Linked DNA regions of Homo sapiens: region 1 is linked to region 2. A link is a contact called in ENCODE Hi-C data. All regions are on one chromosome and are shown on one strand. Each heading gives the region's core, a stretch centred on a gene start or an enhancer-like site at or near the end of the contact. The rest is flanking DNA. Distances are from core to core; before and after follow the strand shown. Region 1 overlaps CTIF (cap binding complex dependent translation initiation factor). Region 2 overlaps CTIF (cap binding complex dependent translation initiation factor).

Evidence for each region. Hi-C counts contacts between places; a loop is a spot of excess contacts on that map. Pooled maps may share reads with other maps.
Region 1: a pooled map shows a loop between it and region 2 (2.6-fold over the local background). The contact joins two enhancer-like sites. A Hi-C loop is called at or near these places in 6 of 168 maps with a recorded cell type or tissue (IMR-90, cardiac septum, endothelial cell of hepatic sinusoid and 2 more) and 11 of 50 pooled maps.

Annotation. Positions count from the first base shown.
Region 1 is chr18:48,707,757-48,712,386 of GRCh38, reverse strand. It overlaps CTIF (cap binding complex dependent translation initiation factor), which reads right to left. Exons shown (of 12, transcript NM_014772.3): 7 at 692-768. Among named protein-coding and RNA genes, the nearest start is that of MIR4743, 39 kb to the right of the region's middle. Within about 2 kb of position 2,764, at least 4 of the 41 ENCODE cell types and tissues checked have a DNase peak (open chromatin) inside an H3K27ac peak, as active enhancers do; they include heart left ventricle and left ventricle myocardium inferior, where a contact is called at or near this core.
Region 2 is chr18:48,787,218-48,792,127 of GRCh38, reverse strand. All of the region lies in intron 9 of CTIF (cap binding complex dependent translation initiation factor), which reads right to left. Among named protein-coding and RNA genes, the nearest start is that of CTIF-AS1, 52 kb to the left of the region's middle. Within about 2 kb of position 1,452, at least 23 of the 41 ENCODE cell types and tissues checked have a DNase peak (open chromatin) inside an H3K27ac peak, as active enhancers do; they include heart left ventricle and left ventricle myocardium inferior, where a contact is called at or near this core.

The DNA.
Region 1 (4,630 bases), core at 1,515-4,014, 81 kb after region 2:
AGCCTTTTTGAAAATAAATGCACACATTCCCAGGATGCTCAATTTCAGCTGCATGTTCTTATCCAGGGCTACCTCATTGCCCCTTTCCTGGCCCCATTGTCACTCGGGAGTCTGAGCTCCACAGGAGATCTCGGTTTCTGCCTTAGTTTAAGTGGGTTCCCCCAGGAATTTGGGAGCAGTAGCATGTGCCATTGCTGATCTGTGTGTTGCCTGTGACAGCAGAGCCAGCACGCATGAGGGACAACCCCCAATGACCAGGGAGGAGGAAAACAGATACTCTTGCACTTGTGAGCTCCAGGAGCCTCCTGGAGGCCATGTCTCAAAACACACAGCCAGCCAGTCCTATTTTCTGAGGACCACTATTGTTGCTTTGAGGTCAGCGGAAACAGCATTTTTCCTCCTGAACTGCAAAGCCTGGTCACTGCCTGACCCCCAGGAAGAGGCAGTGGTGATGGTGGGCTCTCAGCCAAACGCCTGAAGGGAGCCAATCCCTAGGCCAACAAGAGAAGTGGAGCCGCCACTCTGCCCCTGGGGAATCCCCAGCCAGTAACCAACCCACGATGCCACCAACCCCATCTCATCAGGATCAGCTGGTGACTGGGAAAAGCGAAATGCAGGCCAAAGCTGACGTCGCTACAGATGGCAGAAGCAGGAAAGGAAAACCCAAAGCTCACGACGAAGTCTCTCCTACCTTCGATCATTTCTCCTCCTGCGGAACAGCTTCTTGGTGTGTGCGATCTCCACTTCATGGGGCATCGGGTGGTAGCCCTGTGTCATGGGGGGAGGAAGGGGGATCATTAGTAACTCCTGAAAGAGAGCAAAGCACCTCTGGGACTGCACTAAGTACACCAGCATCTAAGACAGAAAGACATCAAGAGTTTGGAGAGACTAGACTCTAACCACCAAATCCAGACTGAAAAAGGAAAAACAGTAGAGTCAATGAACTTCCTACCAGGCAGTGATGCTGGAATTACAGAATCAAAGAACAGTAGGGACAATGAGGACCTTAGAATCCATTATGTCCAAGTCCTTGAATTACAGATGAGACATTCAAATCTGGAAAGATGAACAAGCTGGTTCAAGGTTTTGCAGAAAATGAGCAACAGAGCTGGGGCCAGGTTCTGCAGCTCACTGGCTGTGCATCCCAGGACAAGTTACTTCTCTAAGCACAAGTTCCATAACACAATGGGAATGTTACCCTTCTTCTCTGGGCTGCTAGAGGACCAAGGAGGTGAAGCCTGAAAACCCTAAGCCCTGTGAAGAGGAAATTTGTCTCCTAAACCTAGTCCAGGCACCCCCAGTGAAATTTTTACCCAAGATCTTCTTTCCCTATATTGCCTAGGGAGTATTTAGGAAAACATGGAATTAGCTAAATTACTTTTTCAGCATTACTATCATCATTATTATTATTATTTGAGACAGGGTCTTGTTTTGTCATCCAGGCTGAAGAGCTGTGGTACAAACACGGCTCACTGCAGCCTTGACCTCCTGAGCTCAAGCAATCCTCCTTCCTCAGCCTCCCGTGTAGCCAGTATCATAGGCACACATCACCACGCCTGGCTTGTTTTTTGATTTTTTGCAGAGATGGGGTCTCACTTTGTTGCCCAGGCTCCTTTTTCAACTTTAAAGGAGGAACTGGGGAAAATTCTAAGGATAGTCTTTTGCGTATTGTCATCATGACAGCAACTATTTCTACATCTACATCAAGGTTGGAGAGAGACCCTCTATTTGCAACCCAGGGCAGATCCTGCAAATGCAGGATCACAGGCAGAGCTATTTGCACAAGCTGGGCTGATGGCCAGCTCTGCTCTTACCACCTCTTCCCATCCCTCCTCCAACAGAAAAGTGTGTTCTGGTGTGGACATGGCAGAGAGCACCACCATGCACTACCATTCCATTATGAGCGGCCTGGGGTGGAGTAGGGGGTACCAAGGCTTGGAGTCAAGTGGGAGGGAGTGGTCTGGCTTGGACCTGGGACACCTGGGTATAGGCCTGGATGCAGAGGCCATAGCCTGAGTGTGACTCCCACCCACCTGCAGCGACCTGAGCATGCGCTGGATGACAGGGAGCCACAGGGTCCAGGCTGCTGGAGAGCAGTCAGAGGGGGTCTATTCTGGCCCACTCCCCACCTTACAGGCAGGGAGCCCAAGGCCCAGAGTGGCCACACAGTGAGTTAGAGATCATAGTCCTGTGGGTTACACCCTGTGGTGGGGCACATGCAGCCCTCGGGATTCAGGTTCCATAAAGGAGGGTCCCACTGTTTTGCCTTCACGGGGCTCAGCCCCCAAGCTCATGGGGGAAACTGACCACCCTGGCTATGCTGGGACTGGCCAGTTTTGGGGAGCTTCCCAGAGAGGTAATGGGAGAACAACAGACTCAGGAGGACACAGGGACCTTGGAGTTATGGCCACTTGGCCTGGACTGGATTGAGTGCAGGGAGGGAGCAACACATTTCAAAATACATTTTAATAACAATCCTTTCCTCTCACCCCCGTCTCTCTTGCCTCCAACAATCTAGCCAAGAAAGCATGAATGAATTCCGGGCTCCAGGCAGCCACAATAGGCCTCTGGGGCCTTAGGATGTGCTTTGTTTAATGGTTTTCTCAAAGGATATTATTTGTTTTCTTTAATACAAAACACAAATAAGGAAAAACACCAAGTCTTCCCCTCTCGTTTCCCCTCTCCCACCCTGACTAGGCTCTGGGCTGGCCCCCTTCCCTCTTTCCCTCCCTCCCTGCCTCTCCAGGTCACTTCAGGAACACACCGGGTGTGCCCCAAGGAGACAATGGACAGGAAGCCGAGGCTCCCTACCGGCGGCGGCAGGGACTAGGATCTCGGCTCTGAGGCCGGGCAGAGGGAACTGGCCATAGCCCCTAGTGTAACACGAGCCCAGGGGGTGCCAGCCTCCTCGGTGTGGGCCTCCAGCCCTGGGCTCTAACCTACCTCCTGGCCTCCTTACCTGCACACAGGCAGCAGCCATGGGGAGCTAACCCTGTCCCAAGACTCAGTGTGGCTCAATGGGGCATACCGGGCCACTCGGGGCTTCTCATGAAGCCACTGTTAGGTCCCCTGTGTCCACCCATCCATCCATCCCAGAACAACTCACATCTATGTAGTGTATGTGTATAAACCATGACAGTGGTTAGAGGCCTGTGCTCTAGAGTTAGACTGTGAATGTCAGATCCTGGCTCTTCCTCTTGATGGCTGTGTGACTTTGAGCAGATGACCTAACCTCTATGTGCCTCAGTTTCCATATCTGTAAAATGGAGATAATAGCATCTGGCTGCTAGAATCCTTGTGAGGATTAAATGAGTTCCGAAACATGTAAAGAACATAGGATAATGCTTGGTACATAGTAAGCCTCATTGTCATCATCACTGTCATCGATGCCATCATCATCATCATCATCGTTATCTTTCCTGTGATCCTGACACTCTGCTCAGGGCTGAGTGTGCCAGGACAAACAAGGCAGCACAGGCACCTGTCCTCATGGAGCCCCCAGCCTTGGAAAAGAGTCCAGCAGGAAGTGATTTGCAGGGAGGGAGGGCATGGGAAGCTCAGGCCATGGAAGGAAGACAGAATCTGCACAGTGCCTGGTGGTCCAGGGTGGTGTGCTGGGGGAGGATGGAGAAGCTCTATTTTATGCTGTTTTTGGCCTGGGGCTGGAAGACTATAGTGAGGCGAAAAATGAGTGGAACAAAGTGACAGAGGTGACAGAACAAAGCCTTGCACCCTCTGAGGTCCTCCCTCTCCAGGAACAATCCAGGCCAGGGCTATAGAGGGCTGGTCCTATGTATAAGGCCACCTGGGGCCTCAGCCTCAATGTGGCATCTAGGTGGATAAGTGAATGGACCTTACTGCCTTCCCTGGGGCCTTTTACATAGAACTTCCAGCACCGGGAACCTCCTCCTGCATGCAATGGGGGGCACTGTGTTGACACAAGCTCCATTGAGAACCCCTCAAAATCAGCCATCTTGTTCTTCAAACTCAAGATGGTAGCTGGTACCAAGAGACACATACAACTCAGGGTGCTGCCTACACTCCTCCCAAAACAAGAACACTTGGGTGTTAACAGGGGGCAAGTGTGAGGCCAGCAGAAGAAAGGAGAAAGTCTGTACTGAGTCACAAACCTGTCACCAGATGTGCAGCTCATGCAGGTTGGCAGAGCTTCTTTAAAGTCATTGGTGAGAGGTAAGGTAATATGTGAGTGGTCTGGGCAGCATTGTTCATAAGAGCCAAAACATGGCAACAACCTAGTGCCCGTCCACTGATGACTGGATAAATAAATTATGGTACATATATACAGTGGAGTATTATATGGCCATAAAGAGGAAGGAAGTTCTGAGCCACACTACAACATGAATGAACTTTGAAAACATCATGTTCAGGGAAAGAAGCTAGTTACAAAGGACCACGGAGTGCATGATTTCAGTTTTTAAGAAACGTCCATAATAGGCATATCTGCAGAGATGGAAAGTGGATCCGTGGTTGCCAGGGGCTGGGAAGGGGAAGAATGAAGAATGACTGCTAAGGGATGCTGCGTTCCTTCTGTGGTGATAACAACGTTCCAGAATTAGACAGTAGTGATCGTTGCACAACCTTGTGAATACCCTAAAAACCACTAAGCTGT
Region 2 (4,910 bases), core at 203-2,702:
TCCCCCAACATGCCCTGCTTCCTTCTCCACAGCCTTTTGGAAATTTACTTATTTGCAGATCTGTTGCTTTGATGCTTATCATCCCCTCCTCGCTAGAATGTAAGCTCCATGAGGGCAGGTTGCTGAGTCTGTCTGTTTGCTGCTGAATCCCACCATAGCCCAGGGCCTGGCACGTGGTAGGCCTTGAATTCATGGAGTGTTGAATGAACAAAGTTGCCTAAAGTTTGGTTAGAGAGACAGGAACAGACCCAAGAGATGACACTAAGAACACCAGGTGGCAAAAGCTGAGTGCCCAGTGAGGGCACAGATAGACTCCAGCAGCCTGGGTGATCAGGGAAGGCTACAGAGAGAGAGAGATTAATCTGGGAGAAGGGATGACTATGAACAGGTTCTGCTGACTCAGGGAAGACACTCACTAGAGAGGCATGGAGGAAGGTGATAAAAGCTACGGTTGAGACGGGGCAGGCTGCTTGGGGCAAGGAGATGCTGTGATTGAGGTGCTGGCCCTCAGGGTCTCTGGGCAAGCCACAGGCACATTCCTGTGTCCACAAACTGGTAGCTCCCACTAAGGGGAGCCCCCAGGGCCAGGCTGAGGCTGGGTGGGAGGGAGGGGCTTCCACTCAGCTTGGGGGCTGGGGGTAGAGGCTGCCCAACCCTGGGCCACTCTCTTCTTTCCTCTGAGTTTCTGGTAGCCCTGCCTGTGTCCCTGCCTGTCTATCCAGAGCCTGCCTTTCTCTTAAAGAAGGAAGGAAATGAAAAAAGAAAATGAAGTGAAACCATGAAAATGACTTAAAAGAGCTTGGGGCTCAGGGCTTGGGAGCCTTAGGTCTTCCATTCTGCTCTGCCTCTATCTTGCTATAGGGCCTTGGGCAAATCACATTTCCTCTTGGGCCTCAGTTTCCTCACCTGTCCAGTGTGGCTCTCATGGTCTGACCAGCCAGCATGCAGGAGGCCTGGGAGCTATCTGTGGACATGTGTCCCTCCTTTGGCCTGGTGTCAACCCCTCTCTGGGCCTGAGCCACAGTGTAGGGCTTGTACAGGGCCTCCCCTTCCTGCCCCAGGTCTGCTCATGACCTCAAAGACAGAGACATGACATTCCTAGGAGGTCTGTTCTGGGTGCCAGGACTCTCCTGAGAAGATGGAGTGAGAAGGTGGACAGGTTTGGGGGCTGAGGGAGAGCAGGGATTGGGGGAAGCTGGCTAGAGGAGGGTCCATGGCCCAGCAGAAGGAGAAGGGCTATCCGGGAACCCCAGCAGGTGAGCCAGCTGACAGAGGCCCCAGGAGGACGTGTTCCCCAGCACGAGGTGGCCTATGACGTGCCTCTCTGATTTCCAGGGTGGCGACTGCAGGCGCCCGTGGCTCCAGCCGGGCGGGGTCTGAAGTGGGAACTTCAGAGCTAGACTTGGCCGCGTTCCTCTGAAATCCCTGGCCTGTGAGAATGAAGGCTGCCGGTCACGTCCTCCCTTCGTCTGCTCCTCCATGAGAGACCTGGCCTCAAGCCTCTGGCCGTTGAGGCCGCCCGTCCAGCTCCCAGTGCTTTCTTAGTCTTTCAGGAAATGTCTCCAGGCCTGGTGGGGTACGTGTGTCCGGGGGATGGGGAGGGGGCTGCTGAGCTGGGCCCAGGCCAAAGGGCTCCATGGGGCGTCCTGTTGGATTTGGCAGCCTGCCCCTTGGTGACTCATGCCTGCTGGCTGTCCCTTAGCCCCATGCCCCCTCGAACTCGGCACTCCAGAAACAGCCTTCTCCCATGGCCCAAGAAGCACCGCTGTAACTCCTTGCCATGGACCTTTGCTCACACTCCCTGCCTGTTGGACACTTCCTCTGTATTTAACCTTCAGCCAAGTGACCCTGGATGAGCTATTTCCCCAGTCTGGGTCTTAGAAAAGGAGGTGGCTGTACTCACAGAGCCTGAGATCCTTATTCCAGAATTTCCCTTTTTGGAAAGGTGGTTCAGCTTCTAGGCTTTCCTTCTCCAAAGGACATACGGTACTGGGGGCGGAACCTCTGTCCTCATTCTACTTCCATCCCTTCCCCAACACCTAGTAGGCAGCCTTAGGCTAACATGGGTTAGCTCCTTTCATCTTCACAATGGCCCCATGGCAATGAAGCTGTGATCATCCCATTTTATAGATGAGACACCTAGGACATAGAGAGGGGAAAAGTACCCTGCCCAAGGTCATGAGGTAGCAGGTGGCAAAGCCAGCATTCAAAGCCAGGGGCCAGGCTCTAGCATCTATACTCTTCACCAGTACCCTACATTCCTAGGAAGCAGCATGGGGTCTCTTATTAGTCTTCCCCACTAGTCTTAAGGTTCCTGAGAGCAAAAAAACAAAGCCCTTAATTTATACTTCTAATTTTGTTCTTTTTTCAAGATTCCTTTGGATATTGTAGGTTTGAGTTTCCATATATATTTTAGAATCAGCTTGCCAATTTCTGCCCAAAAGGCTTAATGGCATCTTGATTTGAGACTGTTGACTCTAGAGACCAATTTAGGAAGAAGTGACATCATACCAATACTGAGTATTCTAGTCCATGAATATGGTATGTCACTGATCTACACTTGACTGTATCTCCCTAGAGTTTCAGACAGGGCTAGACCTATAATATTAGTGCACACCTGATGAATCAAACTGAAATTAAAATTCCTTTCACTATTATCCCAAGCAAAGTCCAATTGAACCATAGCCAACATTATGAGCACTTATTGAGGGCCAGGGTTGTATTATGCCCTTTACTACATTATCTCATTTAATCCCCAGCAATCCAACCCAATCATTATTACCATCCTCATCTTACCAGTGAGGAAACTGAGGCTTGGAGAGAGTAAGAAACCCATTCAAGGTTACACAACTAGTCTGTGACAAAGCTGGGATGTGAACCCAGCCCTTATTGTCATCATGTTATAGGAAAATGAAAATCAGTGACTTTCCCTAAACCCGAAGAAAATGATTTGAGGCTTCTCTGTGATTTGGTACTTCCTGCCAAGGAAGCAATGGTTCAGAGGCCTAGAGTGACTGTACTAAAGGAAGATGAGGCTTGCAGTCCAGGAACATGTCCCATGGGTGCTGAGGGACCTACGTGCACACACCTGCTCTTTGCCACCTTCTTCAGGCTCAGCACAGCACACGTCCTCCTGAGTCTGCCCAGGGTCTCCCAGGCCTAAGAGGTGTGCTATTGGATGGTGGGAATGGGACAGTTTTGGCCATCGTTAACCAGACTCAGTCATGCTCACTCTGATGTCATAGTACCTTTCTAGCATCCGTGTCCACTGTTGGCCTACCTACACCTCTGGGCCGGTGATGAGTTCACACCCACCCTGTACAGAAGTACAAGTGCTTCTTCTCATTTTTTCTGTAGTGACCTCCCCAAGGGAGACCCTTGAGTTTCCCTGTGATGGTGAGAGGGTCTGTGTCCTGTTCCTATTACAGCCACACCTCTGTATTTCCCAGACTTAGGAATCTTATCTTCAAAGGCTGCCACTGTGCCTCTGGCTGTTCCCACTGCTCCCCTGACCTCCTCCAGCTCCATGAGCCCTTCTTAGTAACAAGGCCTCCGGGGGCAGGTATGTGGCCAGGCAGGGGAAAAATGCTTCAGGTGGTGTGGCCCTGGGATACAGGGAGATAGGAGGAACACAGTCACAGGATTCACTGCTGGCACTAAAAGGCCCTCAGTGGCTTCAGGCCACTTATTTACAGGTGAGGAAACCAAGGCTAGGGAGGAAGAGACAGCTTACCCAAAGCTCTCCTAGGAGTCAAGTGTCTGGAATTCTGGCCTGAAATGTTGGTGTCTGCCCCTCCTTGGGGCACCCCAATTGTGTTTTATGTGGGAAGTGCTCAGAATGAAGCTCTATACTCAAAGCTGGGACGCACTGGCCCCTGAGCATGTTTCCAGCTCAGGCTATTGCTGTTACTGATTCTTTCCTACCCCTCTTCTGGGAAAGAGACAAAAACCCCAAATTCAGGTTTCTTCTCCCCCCAGCCTAAAGGCTAGAGAGGGTCGGCCATCCAATTGTCCCCATGGGGATTATCACTGGGAGACTCTGAAAGGGGGGGTCCCAGCTCAAGGTCAGCAAAGCTGCTCTCCCTGAGCAGTGTTTTACAGGGAGAAGAAGTGCCTGGCCCCAGCCTCACCTCCCGCTGAGATCCTGCCCATGTCACCCCCAGGAGAGACAATCAGGACAGACACCAAACGCAGAGGACTGCCAGACCTCCAACCCTTGGCACTGTGGACACAGCCAGCAGACTTTCTCATGCCTTTCTGTGTGGCCAGTCCCCTCAGGGTGCTGGGGAACTGGGTGAGGAGCAGAAGAATTGGGCAGGAGTTGGCGCAGGGGCAGAGGGAATACTGTTTCTAGCTGGGAGCCATGAATCTGCACTGCAAACCACCCTTTGGAAGAGAAGCAGACTGCACAGGCAGACAGAGGCAGCCGTCTGGGAGATGGAATGCGTGATGAGGCTGACACACACCCTGCCTCTTCTTCCTTCTCAGGAGGGGGCAGACTCAACCATGAGAGGATACCCAGGAGGCCTGGAGCTGGGGCCCGTCACGGTCCCTGGTTGGAATGCCTGGTTTGGGGGCAATTGTATCCAAGGCCCTCAGAATGGAGGCGGCTGAGGCCTAGAGTTGGGCTGCACAGCCCTGAGTGTAAAGCAACCTGCAGGCAGATGATTGACTAAGGAAAGCTCCTGGTGCTTTTTCTCTTCTGAGATGTGAGTCTCCTCTCTCCATCCCTTCCTCCTTCTCTCCCTTCCTCCTGCCCTCCTTCCTTCCTTTCTCCCTATTTCCCTCCCTCTCTTTCTGTCTTTCTTTCTTCCTTCCCTTTCCCCGCCTCCCCTTCCCTTCTTTCTTTTCCTTTCATACTTAACATGTGAACCAATGTGGTCACAGCCATCCTGGGCTGGGCCCCTCCT